Linked DNA regions of Homo sapiens: regions 1 and 2 are each linked to region 3. The links are chromatin loops, found by intact Hi-C in ENCODE. Cell type or tissue: GM12878. All regions are shown on one strand. Links, peaks and the distances in the headings refer to the core of each region. The heading gives the core; the rest is flanking DNA.

Region 1 (5,835 bases), core at 1,280-3,779, 140 kb after region 3:
CTATGGATGTGGAACCTGCAAATACAGAGGATGGACTGTATTTTGCCCTTAAAGTTGAAAAATAGTTTAACTAGGTTTTGAAGTCTACACTGGTAGTTATTTTCTGTTAGCTTGTGCCTTGTCTTCTGACTTCTCTTGTAGATACTGAGGAGGCTGTTGTTAATCTAGCAATGTCATTCTTTTGTAGATAAGCTCTCTCCCTCTCTCTCTGTCTCTCTCTCTCATTTCTTGATCCAGATAAATTTAATCCCCTTTTTCCCTCTCTGCTATTCTACAGTTTTATTTTCATGTGTCCAGCTGTGCCTTTATTTTTATTTCAGGGTTCTTTGCTGCTTGAACCTGTGGAATCATATCTCCTATCAATTCTTTTAAAAATTTCAGCCATTGTCTCTTTGAGAATTGCCATCATCTTATTTTTTTCTATTCTCTCTTAAAATTCTTATTAGGGATATGATAGCTCTTGTTATTCTACCCCCATGTCTCTTAAGTTTCTTTTAATATTCCCTATCTCCCCTTGGCTCCATCTTCCAATTTACAAACTCTTTCTTTAGCTGTGTCTAAGCAGCTGCTTAACCTCATCCACTGAGTGTTTAGTTTAAACAGTCCTATTTTTCATTTCTAGAGGTCCTATTTTTCATTTCTAGAGGTTCTATTTTGTTTTTTGTTTTTCAAATCCACCTGGTCATAGTTGTCCTCTTTAGTTAGCCTCTCTTCTATGGTTTTTACTTTAAGCATATTATATTATACTCTTTCAATTGAGCATTTTATTATCTGAAAGCTACCATGTTTGGGATGAATGCTTACTTTCACTCATGATGGAATATATACTTTAGTGTTTCATAATTTTTTATTATAAAATTCTCTTTCAGAGATGGTCTTGTTTTATTCTGTTTTGTCTTCTGTGGGAATTCTGTGCAGCTTGGATCTTAGACATGTCCCTTCATAGTGGTTTCAATTTTGCTTTTGCCAGGTGTCTTGGAGATAGTTAAGGCAATTAAAAAGTCACCACTTCTGTGCTGCCACAGGTCACTTTCCATCAGCTGAGTCTTGGAACCTTTCCTCACTACTTGCATGGCACCTTGCACACATCTCCATGGCACCTCACATCACACTCTGTTCTGAAGCTTATATGTCCCTTTCCTCTATTATTCTGAGAGCTCCTTAATATTCCTCAGGTCTATCACAGAGCTCATAAACATTTGTTGCATGAATGAACTTGGAGAAGCCAGCCCTCAGAGCCTCAGCTTCTTTGAATGGGATGTTATATTTCATCCTTACCTCATAAGATTGTCGGGATATCATAGACTCTTAGGGTCAAAAGGTGCTGTAATTCAATCCATAGGAGGGTCACATTAAATGCTTAATTCCCTGCATAAGATAATTAACTAAAAAGCCCTCACAAGCTGTGAAGGGCCAGCAGAGGTAACTGACTGTGCTTCTCCACTGCACCTGGCAGTGGTTCACTATAACATTACTGTCTGTCTTTGTGCTCTGTGAGTCGGGAATAGTTCCAATGGAAAAGATCCATCATGCAGCAACAATTTCAAACTTTTCTGAGACCAGAACAAAGCTGCACCTGAAGCTGATTCCCTTGGGCATACTTTGGGTTTAGGATCCTTCAAAATCAAATGGCAGTGACCAAGAAAGCAGCTGTGTCCACTTTAAATGTCCACTATCTGTTCCTCACTTTCCGAACTTGACCAAACACTCTTTGAGGAGAGTGACCACAATATATATGTATTTGTATATTCCTATGGTCAAGCAGGAAGCACAGTACTAAACAGTAAGTTTGAATTCTGTCTGACCCATTGAATTTCTTTCTTTCTTTCTTTCTTTTTTTGTTTTTTTTGAGATGGATCCTCACTCTGTCACCCAGGCTGGTCGGCAATGGCACAATCTTGGTTCACTGCAACCTCCACCTCCTGGGTTCAAGCGATTCTCGTGCCTCAGCCTCCCAAGTAACTGGGATTACAGGCGCCCACCACATCCGGCTATTTTTTGTATTTTCAGTAGAGACCGGGTTTCAACATGTTGGCCAGGCTGGTCTTGAACTCCTGACCTCAAGCGATCTGCCCGCGTCGGCCTCCCAAAGTGCTGGGATTACAGGTGTGAGCCACTGTGCCCAGCCTGAATTTCAAGTTAAAGCTAGAGTTGCATTTGATGCTCAACACTCTAAATAAAAAATATATGCTACCTCACAAAACTAGAAATTCTTGATAATAGTAAAGCCATTTTTGGTTTGGGCTATACTTTTTTTTTTTTTTTAACTCAAGCTTTCCTTTGGTGGGAAAAAAAAGGATGGGGTTTGCTATGGGTTTCAGCGGCTCCAAATAGCTGTCTTCCCCTGCCCCCTAGTGGCTTCATGACAAACTGTGAGAACCTTCGCGTCGTTTCTTCTCAATTTTCTTCATTACTCCTATTCTTACTGTTTTTATTATTGCTTGTGAAAAAGACTTTCTTAAAATTATGCAACCTAAAAATTCCCCTTGCTTAACATGAAATAAATCTTCTGTACTTTTTCCAGAAAATATGCGTGCAGGGCCAGGCGCAGTGGCTCACACCTGTAATCCCAGCACTTTGGGAGGCCAAGTCGGGGGATCACTTGAGGTCAGGAGTTTGAGACCAGCCTGGCCAACAAGGTGAAACCCCGTCTCTACTGAAAATACAAAAAGTAGCCGGGCGTGGTGGCATGTGCCTGTAATCCCAGCTACTCGGGAGGCTGAGGCAGGAGAATCGCTGGAACCCGGGAGGCGGAGGTTGCAGTGAGCCAAGATCACGCCACTGTACTCCAGCCTGGGCAACAGAGCAAGACTCCATCTCAAAAAAAGAAAAAAAAAAAAAGAGAGCGAGAAAAAGAAAAAGGATATATGTGTACAGTCAGAGGCACCGTCCTAGACATAGAGAACACAGGAGTTTAGAAGCAATTCCCTCTCATTCCTCATCGGTGGCCATCGTAGACGTTTCCCTTCATAGAGGCCACCACCCTGGGAGGTCTTGCTCCATGGCCCCAGCTGACCCAACATGAAACGTCCACACCTTTCCCAGGCGCATTCTACTACCAGCACCTCCCAAATTAGACCTGAGCCAGCCTTCACATCATTCCCAGCCCCAGCCTCCTGTCCCGGCCAAGAACAGCCCCTTTCTTCCATGTGCCTTGGCTCCTGGGTCCCACCTCCTGCCTGTGCTCTCTGCATAAACACCATTGGTTTGGAATAACCCACTAGAATTGGATCCTAGACATGAACCCAGCGTTTGTTCACAGTGTGTGACCACCGCTAACACCAACCCCAGTGATTTTTGGTGAAGCACAGACCAGGCAAACCCTGTCTTTATCTGGGCCACTTAACATACTTCACAAAATTCAGTAAGCAGATAAATTAACAGAGATTACAGTCATTATGAGATTTAAACTTGTGTCCTCGAAGATCAGGTAGAGCCGCCCCATGAACCAAGTTGCTAAGAATTCATAATATATGATCTATTGAGTTTCTCTGCACCAGCAAGCTTAACTAGAAAATGAGTTTTTTAAATGACACCTTTACAACTGCATCAAGAAAACATCAAATACAAATACCTGGGAATAAATCTAACAAAATATGTCTAAGACCCCTACCCTGAAAATACAAAACATCATTGAAAGAAATTAAAGATCTAAGTAAACAGAGGAATTTGCAACGTTCATGGAATGAAAGCCTCAAAAGTATAAAAATGTCAATTATTCCAAAATATATTTATAGATTTAAAGTAATTCCCATCAAAATGCCAGATTTTTTTAAATTGGCAAGCTGATTCTAAAAATTCATGGGGAAATTTTTTAAAAATTACTTAAAGAAGAACGCTAAAGGAGTTACATTATCAGATATCAAAGCTTATTACATAATTCCATGTCTGGGTATATACCCCACAACATTGAAAGCAAGGACTTAAACAGATACTTGTACACCCATGTTCACACCAGCATTATTTGCAATAGCAAAAGGTGGAAGCAACCCCAGTGTCTGTAGACAAAATGTGGTGTACACATGCAGTGAAATATTATCCAGCCTTAGAAGGGAAAAAATTCTGACACCTGCTACCACACGGATGAATCTTGACGACATTATGGTAATTGAACTATGCCAGTCACTAAAGGACAAATGTCATATGATTCTCCTTATATGAGGTACCTAGACTAGTCAAGCTTATCAAGACAGAAAGTAGGATGGTGATTGCCAGAGGCTTAGGGGAGAGATAATGGAGAGTGTTTGTTTAACGGATACAGAGTTTCAGTTTGGAAAGATAAAAAGAGTTCTAGAGATGGAGGGTGGTGATGGTTGCCCAATGATGCAAATACACTTACTGACATTGAACTGTATGCATAAAAATGGTTACAATGGTTAATTTTGTTATATGCATTCTACCACAATTTTTTTTAAAAAGGACTTGTTATAAAACTACAGCAATTAAGACAGTGTAATAAAGGCATAAGAACAAATAAACCAATGGAACAACATAGAAAGTCTAGACACAGGCTTACACACAAGGTCATCTAATTGATGACAGTAGTGACAATGCAGTAGAATGAGGAAAACCTGGCCATTTAAAAAAATGATGTTGGGTCAATTGGTTAACCTTATGCAGACAAAATATGTCTTAACACCTAATGCACACCACACACAGAAATCAATTCTGTGTTGTAGATCTAAATGGAAAAGATCAAATACTAAGCCACCTAGAAGAAAACATAGGGCAATATCTCAAAGCACTGACCTTAAGGAAACAGATTGGTAAACTAGACTTAATTGAAATAAAAATATTTTTGTTTATCAGAAGATCACATTAAGATGAAAGGGCAAGCTTTGGAGTGAGAGAAGATATGTGTAATACACACACTCAACAATGTATAAAATGCCCTGCAAATCAATAAGAAAAAGACAGCTCTCAAGAGATCGAGACCATCCTGGCCAACACAATGAAACACCATCTGTACTAAAAATAGAAAAATTAGCTGGGTGTGGTGGTGCATGCCTATAGTCCCAGCTACTCAGGAGGCTGAGGCAGGAGAATCGCTTGAACCTGGGAGGTGGAGGTTGCAGTGAGCCGAGATCGTGCCACCACACTCCAGCCTGGGCAACAGAGCGAGACGCCATCTCAAAAATAAAAAACAAAAAAAACCAAAACAACTCAACAGAAAAGTGGTCAAAAGACTTGAACAGGGACCGCACGTGAGAATATACCCCAATGACCAATAAACACATCCAAAGATGGTCAACATCAAAATTAAACTACAAAAAGACATGGCAACAAAACACAACACAGAGTACCACAGGTTGATGAGATTTTGGAGCAACTAAAACTCTAATGTATTGGTGAGAGCATAACTCGGTACAGATAGTGTTTATCTATGTCTCCTATAGCTGAGAGTATGCATGCTTTATGGCCTAGAAATTCCACTCCTGGGTAACAATCCAACAGAAATTCAGTATGAATGTGAATAGCAATGGCATTCATAAAAATCCCAAAGCAGAAATTACCCAAATGTCCATTAACAGTAGAATGGATAAATATATGGTTGTATATCCACAGAATGAAATACTATACAACAATGAAAAACACAAACTACTTAACACATTACATACGGGTGGATCTCACAAAAAAAAAAAAATGTCAAATAAAAGAAAGGCAAATAAGAAAAGAAGATGATCCTATTTATATAGTCCAAAACAGGCAAGAGTAGTCTGTAGTGTTGGCAGTGAGGAGGATAGTGGTCCCTTGTATGGGTGGTGACTAGAGGAGACATGAAGGAGGCTTCTGGACATATAGTAATGGTGCGGGCTACACAAGTGTGTGAACTTC
Region 2 (5,835 bases), core at 2,139-4,638, 77 kb after region 3:
AAATGCTGCCTCTATTAAAAATACAAAATTAGCTGGTTATGGTGGCACATGTTTGTAATCCTAGCTAGTTGGCAGGCTGAGGCAGGAGAATCACTTGAACCAGGGAGGTGGAGGTTGTAGTGAGCTGAGATTGTGCCATTGCACTCCAGCCTGGACAATAAGAACAAAACTCTGTCTCAAAAAACAACAACAACAACAACAACAATAAACATAAAACTAACTATTCTAAAGTGAACAATTCCGTGACATTTTATATGTTCACAATATTGTGCAACCACCGCCTCTGCCTATTTGCAAATCATTTCCATCACCTTAAAAAATAGCCCCGTACCTATCAAGCAGTTGTTCCTCAATCTTTCCTCTCCCCAGCCCCTGGCAACTACTAACCTGCTCTCTGTCTCCATGGATTCACCTCTTCTGGACATATCATATAAATGGAATCCCAGCCAGGCGTGGTGGCTCATGCCTGTAATCCCAGCACTTTGGGAGGCTGAGGTGGGCAGATGACCTGAGGTCAGGAGTTTGAGACCAGCCTGGCCAACATGGTGAAACCCCATCTCCACTAAAAATACAAAAATTAGCCAGGCATGGTGGCACACCCCTGTAATCACAGCTACTCAGGAGGCTGAGGAAGGAGAATCGCTTGAACCTGGGAGGTGGAGGTTGCACTGAGCCGAGATCGTGCCACTGCACACCAGCCTGGGTGACAGAGCAAGACTCTGTCTTAAAATAAATAAATAAATAAATAAATAAATGGAATCCTATAGTATGTGACCTTTGTGCATGGCTTCCTTCACTTAGCATTATGTTTTTGAGGTTTATCCGTATTGTAACATGAATCAGTACTTCATTCCTTTTTATAGCTTAATAATATTCTGTTATATGTCTATGCCACAATTTGTTTATCCATTCATCTATTGATGGACATCTGGGCTGTTTCTGCCTTTTGGCTATTGTGAATAGTGCAGCTATAAACATGTGGGTACATGGATTTGTTTGGTCACCAGTTTTCAATTCTTTTTTTTTTTTTAAGAAATGGGATCTTGCTATGTTGCCCAGGCTGGAGTGCAGGGGCTATTCACAGGAGCAATCATCATTGCCTACTCAGCCTCAAACTCCTGGCTTAAGTGATCCTCCTGCCCCAGTCTTCTGCACAACTGGGACTACAAGCACAGGCTACACGCTCCTGGCTGTTTTCAATTCCTTTGGATATATACCTAGGAGTGGAATTGCTAGAGGGCCATTTGATGATAGAAAGAGCTATAGCTATACTCTGCATGCCTGTTTTTCCCCAACACCATAACACACACATAGGAAGTTAAATAACAATCCCCACAGCTGTGAACCCATTACCAGTTTCATTGAGTAGACATTGAAACTGCTGCCTGGCATTTCAATGTCCTCAGGTCATGGAGGGGATAAGCAAGAAGGGAGGCCCCAGTGATTTCTGGAGAGACTGGCACTATCAAGGGCGCTGGGAGAGCTACACAGTGGGAGCCGGAGCAGTATTCATGGATGCCCAGGGGTACCCCTTAGGATGTCTGTACTGCCTGCTTCATGGTCAAGGTTAACAAAGCACTACACATCAACCCCACATGGGCAGCATCACCAAGGACTCAAACTCCTCAGGACTGAAAACGTAGGTCTCTTTCTCAAGCAAAGAATTTCAACCAACTGAGATGCTGGAAAAAGACAAGGAAAGTTTGGAATAGAATGGACAGTTGGCCAATCAGTCTTATTCCTGCTACCAGCTGCAGCAGAGCAGACTGATATCTTCAGCAGTATTTCTCTGCATGCTGCTTATGTGTAAGAATTTCCTCCCTTTTCTAGTATAAATAGAAGTTACAATTTTTTCAAATGAAAAATCTGACTTCTGAGTGGATCACGTACAGAAACCTTCCTCTTTTCTTCAAACATGGATAAATATATTCATTTATTCACTGATGAACAAATATTTATTATTTGATAAATATGGTTCACTGTGCTGAGGGAATGACAGGGAACAAAACAGGCAAAGTCCTTGCCCTCATAGACACTGCCTTCTGGAAGAGGGAGGGAGACAGAACACAGTAAGTTGATCATATATCAGGTAATGATAAGAGCTAAGCAGAACAATGAAAGAGATTGAGGAGACAGAGCTTTAAGAGAGGGTGGTCAGGCGGGGATGTGCACTCATTTGTCTGAGAAACAGCATGGAACCTGTAAGACTGAGTAGAGTGTGTAACAGGGAGGGTGGTAGGAAATGCGATTAGAGAAGTAGTGATGGCCTGTCTCATGCAGGGCCTGTGGCTGTAGTAAGAATTCCATAAAACTAGTAAAACCTGGATGCCAAAACCAAACAAGGGGAAGATAAGAAAGGAAAATCACAAGCCAATCTCAATCACAGACATTATCAAAGTCTTAACATAATATTAGCAAACGAAATCCAGAGATCTATTTTTAAAAAATCATTTAGGATTTATCCCTAGAATGCAAGGATGGTTCAGGATGAAAAGATAATCAAATGATATTTACCACTTTAAAAGATTAAGAAAGAAGATCATATGATTGTTTCAATAGTTACAGATAAAGCATTTGATAAATTCAACACTAACTCATGATTTAAAAAAAAAAAACAACATAGTAAACTAGGATTAGAAGTGAATAAACTTCCTTAACCTGAGAAAGTATGTACAAAAAACATCCTTACAGAAGAATTGTTGGAAGCATGCCCTATAAAATCAAGAACGGGACAAAGATGTTCACTCTCAGTACTTCCATTCAACATTTTCCTGGAGGCTAGTAAGACAAGAGAAGACATAAAGATTGATGCACTGAATGGATGTGTCTGTGTCTGTATCAGCTTGGCATCATCACCACTTCCTCCTACAGTCTTCTCTGAATTGTGTAAGGTAGAAGCCTGAAACTGCATTTCCCAGCATCCCCTTCTCTGTATTACTCTGTGTTAAAGTTTGCAGTCCCATGAAATCTGATTGGTAGGGGAAGAGTTGAGGCTATCAGTCTCCAAATAAGGATGTAACCAGGTGTTGGGGCAGACCTGATATGCCCAGTGAATACTTGAGAACCACCTGCTTCATTGCTGCATGCTTAGACAGCTGATGGACGCTTCTCAAAGATTCTTAGGATTGCAGCTGTTTCCTGTTAAGAACCACCAATTTGGTGCATTGCAGTAATCTAATTGTACATCCAGTTTGGCATACAATAAGGACAAAAAGAATAGAACAAAATTTTTAAATATTGGTTTTGTTCTTGTGAAACTATTATATGTATTTTGTAGAATGAAACAAATATGTAATTATGCTAATGTCATTAGAAACCAGATTTTCAATGTGAGAGAAAAAGAGATCCAAATACAAACCAAAGAATAAAACCCTGTGATCTTAAATTTAAAATGGAAATTTGAGTATCCTATGATGATTTTTCTCTTTAAAAATTAATTTTTTAGGAAACATAAATGAAAAAATACCTAGAAGTGAAGTCACCTGGAAATAGAATGATCAACCCAGTATCACGGAGTACCCTTAAATATCCATCAGGGAAATGCAAATCAAACCACAACGAAATATCATTTCACAGCCACTAAGATGATTATAGTAAAAAAGACAAATATAGCAAGCATTGGTGAGGATGTTGAAAAATTAGAACCCTCTTACACTGACATGGTACAGTCATTCGGAAACAGTCTTCAGTTCCTCAAAAGCTTAAACATAAAGTTACCAAATGACCTAGCAATTCTACTCCTCATATATACTCACGCCAAATGAATCACATGTCCACAAAAACTTGCACACAAATGTTCATAGCAGCATTATTTATAATAGCCCAAACTGGAAACTACCCAAGTATGCATCAACTGATAACTGAGTAAGTAAAGTTGATTGTGATGATAGGTTGTACAACTGTATTAGTCCGTTTTCACACTGCTGATAAAGACATACCTGAGATGGGGTAACTTATTTAAAAAAAGAGGTTTAATTGACTCAAAATTCAACATAGCTGGGGGGACCTCACAATCATGGCGGAAGGTAAGGAGGAGCAAAGCCATATCTTACATGGTGGCAGGCAAACAGAATGAAAGCCAAGCGAAAAGATGGTTATAAACCATCTGATCTCATGAAACTTATTCACTACCACAAGAACAGTATGGGGAAAACTGCCCCTATGATTCAGTTATCTCCTACTGGGTCCCTCCCACAATACGTGAGAATTATGGGAGCTACAATTCAAGATGAGATATGAGTAGGGACAGCCAAACCATATCAACAACTCTGTGAATATATTAGAAGCCATTGAGTTATACACTTTAAATGGATGAGTTGTATAGGGTGTGAAATATATCTCAATGAAGCTGTTAAAAATAATACAGTATTTTAAAACTGATTATTAATGAAAGCACAGAAAAATACCAAGACTTAGGGTACAGCAATAGTTAAGGGAAATATTTATAGCACTACAAATATTTTTAGAACCATAAGAAAGATGAAATAAATGAACTCATGTCAATTCAAGAAGATAGAAAAAGAACAACGAGTTTAGGCAAAAAAAATGTGATGGAAAGAAATATTAAAGATAAAAACAAAAAAATAAGAAAAGGAAACAAAAGTAAAATAGAAATGACAGAATGAGTCTTAGAAAAGAAAAATAATGCTAATAAAATAAATCCCCATTAAGGCTGATAAATAAAGAAAAATGAACAAATAAACATTAGGAATAGAAAATATAATGTAACCACATATGCAGCAGAAACAAAATCATAAGGGAATCTGTGGCACAATTTTATGTCTATTCTGAAATTGGCTGAATTTTAAAATAGAAAAACTGAATAAAACAATTAGCATTAAAGAAATTGATTTGACAATCAAATATACCTGCCCTCAAGCCACCTCCCCAAAAAGACACTAGTCTTAGCTGATTTCAGCAGTGAATTTCATCAAACCTTTAAGGAAAAGGTCATTGCTATCTTATATAAGCTTCCCAGACAACAGAAAAGGACAGTAGGCCACTGAGTTTAGATAGTGTAGAATTAACACCAAAATGAAACAAGGACAGTACAAGAGACAGAAACTATAGGTTATCTCACTTATAATGTAGATTAAAATTCCTGAATAAATATTAGCAAATGGAATCCAACCAGAGTATTTTTTTTTTAACGATCACAACTAATTTTGATGTTTCCCAGGAAGGTAAGAATGTCAGAAATATCCATCAGGAGAACTTTACAACATTTATAGATCAAAAAGAAATAAAATGACACATTTTATTCTATAAATTCAACACCTTCTCTTATCTAAAAGAAAAACTCTTAGGAAGCTAGAAATGGAAGAGAACTTCCTTAATTTGATGAAGGGTTTTTATCAAAAACCTAAAGCAATCATATCACATCTTTCTGGATTATCCCTATTAAAACCAAGAAAAGGCAAGCAGGGCAGCCATCACCACCCCAGTCAACTTTACACAGAAAATACTAGCGAATGCAGTAAGCAACAAATAAATAAAATGCATAAGGTTTGGAAAGGAAGTGAAAATTTATTATTTTTAGGCATAGAAAATGCATAGATGGGTGGCGCACGGAGACTTATGACTGTAATCCCAGCATTTTGAGAGGGCGAGGCAGGTGGATCACCTGAGGTCGGGAGTTTGAGACCAGCCTGACCAACATGGTGAAACCCCATCTCTACTAAAAATACAAAAAAATTAGCCAGGTGTGGTGGCACGTGTCTGTAACCCCAGCTACTCAGGAGGCTGAGGCAGGAGAATCACTTGAACTGGGAGGCAGAGGTTGCAGTGAGCCAAGATCGAACCATTGCACTCCAGCCTGAGCAACAAGAGCAAAAC
Region 3 (5,835 bases), core at 2,020-4,519:
GGATGGGGGGTTAACGTGAATTGCACTGCTTTGGAAAAACAGCCCAAGAGAGATCCTTTTTTTAAAGTAGATAACCTGAGCATAAATCTATACTCACATGATTTTTAAAAATTAACTTATCTAGCATCTTTTATAAACTGATAAATCTCTCATGAATTAATGACTCACCAGTGCCTAAATGGTGGGCAGACAGGCGGCGCTATAAATTTCTCTTGGCATTTTGTGTGTCATTATATATGATAAGTTCCAGTAATGGCCTGGCTTCATTGAAGGTTATTTTAAAGGAAGAAGCTTTTTATCCCACATGGTTTCAGGCAATACCTTATTGAAGATGACTTAGACCTTGGATTCTGGGGTTGGAACAGGCTTGTGTCCACTGCCTAAACAGGGCCAGCACAGCTTCGTGGGGGGCCTCTGGAGGAAGGGGCCCCAGGAAGGAGTCAGGTCTTTCTGCTCACTGGCTGTCAGGCTGCCTGGGGGTCTCGGAGGGTCCAGAGCAACTGATGGCTGGTGTGGAGGAGAGCGTGTGACAGCCAGTCCCAAGGCCAGGCTATGAGAGACTATGCTAATTAGTGAAGTCCCTGGTAGGGCCAGGTCACTCGGCCACCAGGTAAAAAGTACCAGGTTATTTCTGCCTTGGCAGAAGGAGAAGGTGCATGAATATTACTCATTAATACGCCTCAAGGAACCACTAGGTTAGACAACAAAATACCTTCTGCATCCACTCCCCTATTACTTCCTCACTCCCCAAACATCCTTTCAGTCTGCTCCTCCAGCTTGAGAAACCAGGAGGGTCTTCCTACCGAGTGGTGCCTCCCGAGCCTCTGGGGTACAGCTTGTGACCCTCCTCAATCAAATGAATCCCAGGGTTCCAGGCCAGGTGAGTATAGATGGACTTGGAGCTTTTCTTATGAAATGTCTTGAGCTGAGTTTCTTTTTCCTGCTACGCCGAACTCTGTATATGTTTGTTTTTGTTCTAATTTTGGCTTCAGAAAAAAAAAAGAAGAAAAGAAAAGAAAAAGAATGTTTGGGTACAGTGTAAAAGTTTTCTCAGATCCAGATTGGAAACTCCCTCATCACTCTGAAACCGGACAGGTGCTGAGCGGTATTTGTTTCTCTGTCAATAAACAGCACGTACTTGGCCTAGACATAAACTCCTGCGGGAGCAGTGGTGCACATGGGCCTATTTCAGTGTTTGGGAAGGACTGAAGGGCCCTGAATTAGGAGGAAGGTCTGCTTCTCACCCCTTCTCTTTTGATCTTCTGATAGAGACCACATAGTGTTCTCTTCATGGTATTTTGATGGCATATGGCGTATAAACACAGGTGTGACCTTTACACAGTGCACTGCGTTACAATTATAATAAGTGAGAGGAGATAAAGCCAGCTGGAGTTTAAGGTTAACGCTGAAAACAGCGAACGCTAATTTTCACTGAAAACAATGTCACAGAGCAAGGCGTAGGTGCCCCTTTTCAACTGCCGCGTGCATGGTTCTATGAACAGCCCCAGGTGAAGGGTTTCCATGAAATAAGCCACCTCCTGGGGTACAGAAATACTTAGTGATGCATCCTCTGAGGATCCCCTTTGGGACCACCCTCCTGGGCGGCATATCCCAAATCCTTGTTTGGATGGGAAGGGAGCATTAGGTAACTTCACTTGGAACAAGGTACCATGATTATGTCTGGTCCTGTTTTCCGTGCTGACAGGCAGTTCACCTCTCCGGGACTCAGTGTCCTTGATTTTAAAATAAGGGACTTTGACCATATTCCTTCAGTTTCTTGCCTTCTGGTTTTTTACACAAGAGGCTCAGCCCAGAAGCCTAACCCCAGATGCATACTTAATTCCTCGGGAAAACAAAATATTTGTCAGACCCACAATTAACTTAATTGTTTATTTGTGCAAAGGCTTTCTTGTTTAGTTCCAGGACTTGCTGTTGAAATTTGAAAAAGGGTGGCCCCAGATTCATGTTCACATGAGTAGCTGCGGTAGCTACTCACCAGCTAGCTCCTGGGAGAGAAAATGGAGAAGAAAGCGAGGGAAGAAAACGGAGGGCAAATTCTCCAAGGTTTACTCCTCCACCAGAGAGACGCCTCCTGGGCAAGCGTTTCTACCTGGATCCCTGGCTGCCCAGGAAATTGGGGAATGAGGGCTTTGGGTGTGGAGTCCCCTTGGCCATTATGAAGTCCATGGGGTTGCAGTTACTGAGCAGAGTTAGAGGCATTCCTGCACCCCCACCCCCAACCCACAACGTCTGGACTTGGGAGGAGATTCCTTGGCTTCTGAAAGAAGCTTCTGTTTCTGTTTACGTAAACATCAGGTGGACGGGGGAGGTGGACGCCAGGGTGGGACGTTCTTGCAGTGCTCAGATGAGGGTGAGACTGGAGGGGCCAGTACAGGTGTTGGGCATTTGGGTAGCACCTAACAATAATCTAAGGCAGTGGTTCTCCATGGGGATGACTTTGCCTTCCAGGGGACATTTGGCACGGCCTGGAGACATTTCGGGTTTTCACACTAGACAAGGGTTTCCGCTGGCATGTCGTGGGCAGAGGCCAGAGAAGCTGCTAAACATCCTCCAGTGCACAGGGCAGCCCGTCCTCCCCACAACAAAGAATTACCTGACCCAGAATGTCAATTGATCTAAGTTCTAAAGCCTACTAATAGTTTGTAAGTTGAAAGCACTAGATTGACACAAACGGGAAAAGTTATTTGCAGTTTATTTTCCTGAGGGACAATGGGCTGCCACTCCCTTCCATGCTATTGCTGGGCAAGACTCTATGTTGGCTCTTGCTTTCTTCTCCTCTTTGAACACCCCCCTCCCCTGCCAGCCCGTCTGATGCCGTCCAAGCCTTTTTTTTTTTTTTTTTTTGGCTTCTCAGCAAGCCTCATGAATATTAACTGGGACACTCAGGGCTAAAATGATCTCTGGTCTTACTTGAGAAATGCCCTCAAGCAAGAAAAAGAACAAGAGTCCCAAGAACACCAAGTGCCCCTCACCTTGGTCACACCAATGGCCCACACTGGCTGGGGAGGCGGGGAAGGGTCCTGGGAGAGGGAGGATGGGCCTCTAACCTCCAAGGAGAACATGAGTGAGGGCCCCAGGAAGGGAGAGGGTGCGACAAGCACTCTGGAGAAAGAAAGGAGAGGGTTCAAGGTGACCCTGAGCTCGGGGCAAGATCTGCAGGGCCTGCAATTGGCAGAGTGCCTGGCATCTGGCCAAGCAGCCCTCCCTCTCTCTTCCCCGCTCCACCACCTGCTCCTGGTCGCTGCATTGCCGGTTCCTCCCAGCCTCTTCTCACCTGCTCGCTCTAACGTCCGTCTCAGCCAACAGCCCTACTCTTCCCTCCCAAGCCAACAGGGGGAAGCAGAGAGCAGCAGAACAGCCTAAAGGCAACAACGGCAGTCTCTTTACCGCGCCCACCCTGCACTCCTGGGCCCCTGTGGCCTCCACCCCAGCAGCTGGACCCTCCGAGACCCTCCTTTTCCCACCAAGCTCACCCCCACTAAGGGCCCTCCCCACGCAATGCACAGCACATTCCACGCCCACCCGACATCAATCACGTCCTGTCTCGTGACTCATCCGATACTGTTGACTTGCTGTACAGTTTCTCACCTTTGCAAATGAGATTTGTCGCCTCCTCAAGTTGACTGTCCCTGGAGGCCAGGAGACGTGCTGTGGCCCTGCTGTCCCGAGCCTTTCTCAGAGTCTCATGTTCAGCTCAGTTCTGTTGATTGGGGACAAAGGACACTGCCATTTGCCACCTCTGCCCGCCCTGTGCCGACCTCCACCAGACGTTTGGCATCATGAGCCCGTGTCGTTCTCACCCCAGCCTTTGTGGTTGATGTTGTAGCGTCCTCTTATTCTTATAGATGAATAAGTTGAGGCTCAGAGATGTTAGATATCTTGGGTAAGGTGAAGCTGTGACGACTTGAGAACATAACTGAACGTTCTAGGCTCCTTACCCCACACGGTGTTGCCATTCCAGTCCCAGAAGGTCCTGAGGTTCTTTTGAGATGTGTAATGAATCCATCTTCCTTGAGCATAACACAATCTTTATGGACCTGTTTAAATAGTTTTAATTTCCATGTGTTTACTCATTCATTCTGCAAACATGCACACAGCTTTTACAAGGTGCCAGGCACTATCAGAACCTGGGAAAACCAAGATGAAGAAAATGTAGCCAGTGCCCCCAAGGAGGAGAGAGACAGGTGGCAGTGAGTTCACTGGTGAGCCTTGAGGGGGCAGAATAAGAAAAGGGCATGATGGGGAGGTGGGGGCTTGGTCAAGAAAGGCTTCACAGAGGAGGTGGTATTTGAGCTGAGTGTGGAGAGGTGTGCAAAAGGCAGAGTGGCATCCCAGCCTGAGGATGCATGTGAGCCAGGATCTGTAGAGGAACGAGGCTGCAGCTGATGCTGCCAGTAATCACATGGAGTTCAAGGCAAGCAGTGGGTGTGGGGAGAGGGGAGTCTGGAAGCGTGGGTCAGGGCCAGCTCGCCCTGTGGATAACAGGAGCCACTCAGGGCATTTGGATAAGAGAGAGGGACGCAACTGCTTTGTGGGTCTAGCAGACACCCTGGGAATACTCCAGAGGGAAGCTGAATGGGGCAAGATGAGGGAAGATCGGTTGGGAGCTTCTTGCCACTGTCTAGGTAAGCCATGCAGTGGGGTGAACAGAAGTGGCTTCTGTAAGACCAGAAAGAGGAGACATCCTAAGAGACTTCTGTAAGGTGGAGATGACAGTGATGGTGTGTCCATAGGAAAAGAAGAGGGAGGAGTTGAGGATCACCCCGGTTTTTCTGCTAGGATATAGGCTGAGGGCTGTCAAGGGGGCTGATTAGACCCTTAGAGGCAGATTTTGGGAAGGTGTAATCAGTTCCCTTTGTGCTGTGTTGGGTTTGATGTACCTGATGGATATGCAGATCTGTTTGGTCGCAAACTAGGGTTTGAGGTTCAAAAGAGATTCAAGAGTCATGAGCCTAAAGGCTTCACAATAGGGTTATAGCTTAATCCTTTCTGTACTATGAAGACTTCATGAATGTCCCAAAATCCACATTCAGGCCTGCCCTTCCCAGAGTCATCATTGTCTTCTAGAAGCCTAGTTTGTCCCATTTCAGCTGCCCTCCTCTGGACTCACCACTGGCTTTTTGGAGTGGCCAGGTCTGTGTAGAGAATTCTGAATGGACCATTCCAGGTGGGGACCTCATGGCTTAGTACAAGGTCCGATGTTCTTGCTGTTGGGTAGGAAATCCTGCCTTGATGAGTCTCAGGATTTGGCTGGCCGCTCTGCCCTGACGATTTCAAGAAATCACTTCTGCTAACTCCAGAACTCTACTTCCAGGCCCCTAGCTGATAATATACAGGTATTGAGCTTCATTTGAATTTTTTCTTTAAGAACTTACCTTGACTAAAGATGTTAGAAAATAAGATCCTAAAATTAAAAATTACGGACTCTGCAAAAAGAGCTTAACTGGCTTCAAAAGTTTCACACAACTCCTTTCATATATGCATTTTCTGTAAGCTACTTGTAAATAAAGAAGGTACCTAGGAAAGGAAAATTGCCATCTCTGACAGTTCAATGCAAAAATGAGAGAGGAATGAGAGGGAGTCATGACTGAATTTTAGTGCCTTTGCTGCCAGGCACTTCACAGAAGTCATTTCATCCTCCTGACCACTCGACAACTACAGCCTTTTATTTTTCTCTGTTTTATGAATTCATAAATTTAGGCTCAGGGAGGTTAAATAACTCATCTAACATGAGTTAGATTTAAGCATTGCAGAGAACGAGAGGAGAACTGATAACTCATTCAACTCATTGACGAATCTAGTAATTTGCAGAGT

The links. Peaks named below come from ENCODE experiments on the same cell type or tissue, not always from the same donor. Only the 100,000 strongest peaks of a DNase experiment are listed, where the experiment ranks them.
Region 1: a loop joins it to region 3, with 6 times the contacts of the local background. A loop is called at or near these places in 28 of 110 quality-filtered maps.
Region 2: a loop joins it to region 3, with 5 times the contacts of the local background. A loop is called at or near these places in 2 of 110 quality-filtered maps.

What each region holds. Positions count from the first base shown.
Region 1 is chr18:63,012,960-63,018,794 of GRCh38, reverse strand. No RefSeq gene overlaps it. Among named protein-coding and RNA genes, the nearest start is that of PHLPP1, 300 kb to the right of the region's middle. In GM12878, for the core only: a CTCF peak has its summit at 2,356 (motif pointing left); a DNase peak (open chromatin) is centred at 2,364.
Region 2 is chr18:63,076,453-63,082,287 of GRCh38, reverse strand. No RefSeq gene overlaps it. Among named protein-coding and RNA genes, the nearest start is that of BCL2, 240 kb to the left of the region's middle. In GM12878, for the core only: no CTCF peak of the experiment used is centred there; DNase peaks (open chromatin) are centred at 2,967 and 3,687; H3K27ac peaks cover 1,694 bases.
Region 3 is chr18:63,153,118-63,158,952 of GRCh38, reverse strand. The region is part of intron 2 of BCL2 (BCL2 apoptosis regulator); the gene reads left to right. Among named protein-coding and RNA genes, the nearest start is that of BCL2, 160 kb to the left of the region's middle. RefSeq lists enhancers at 188-237, 978-1,027, 3,719-3,868. In GM12878, for the core only: no CTCF peak of the experiment used is centred there; DNase peaks (open chromatin) are centred at 3,452 and 3,582; H3K4me3 peaks cover 1,854 bases; H3K27ac peaks cover 2,500 bases.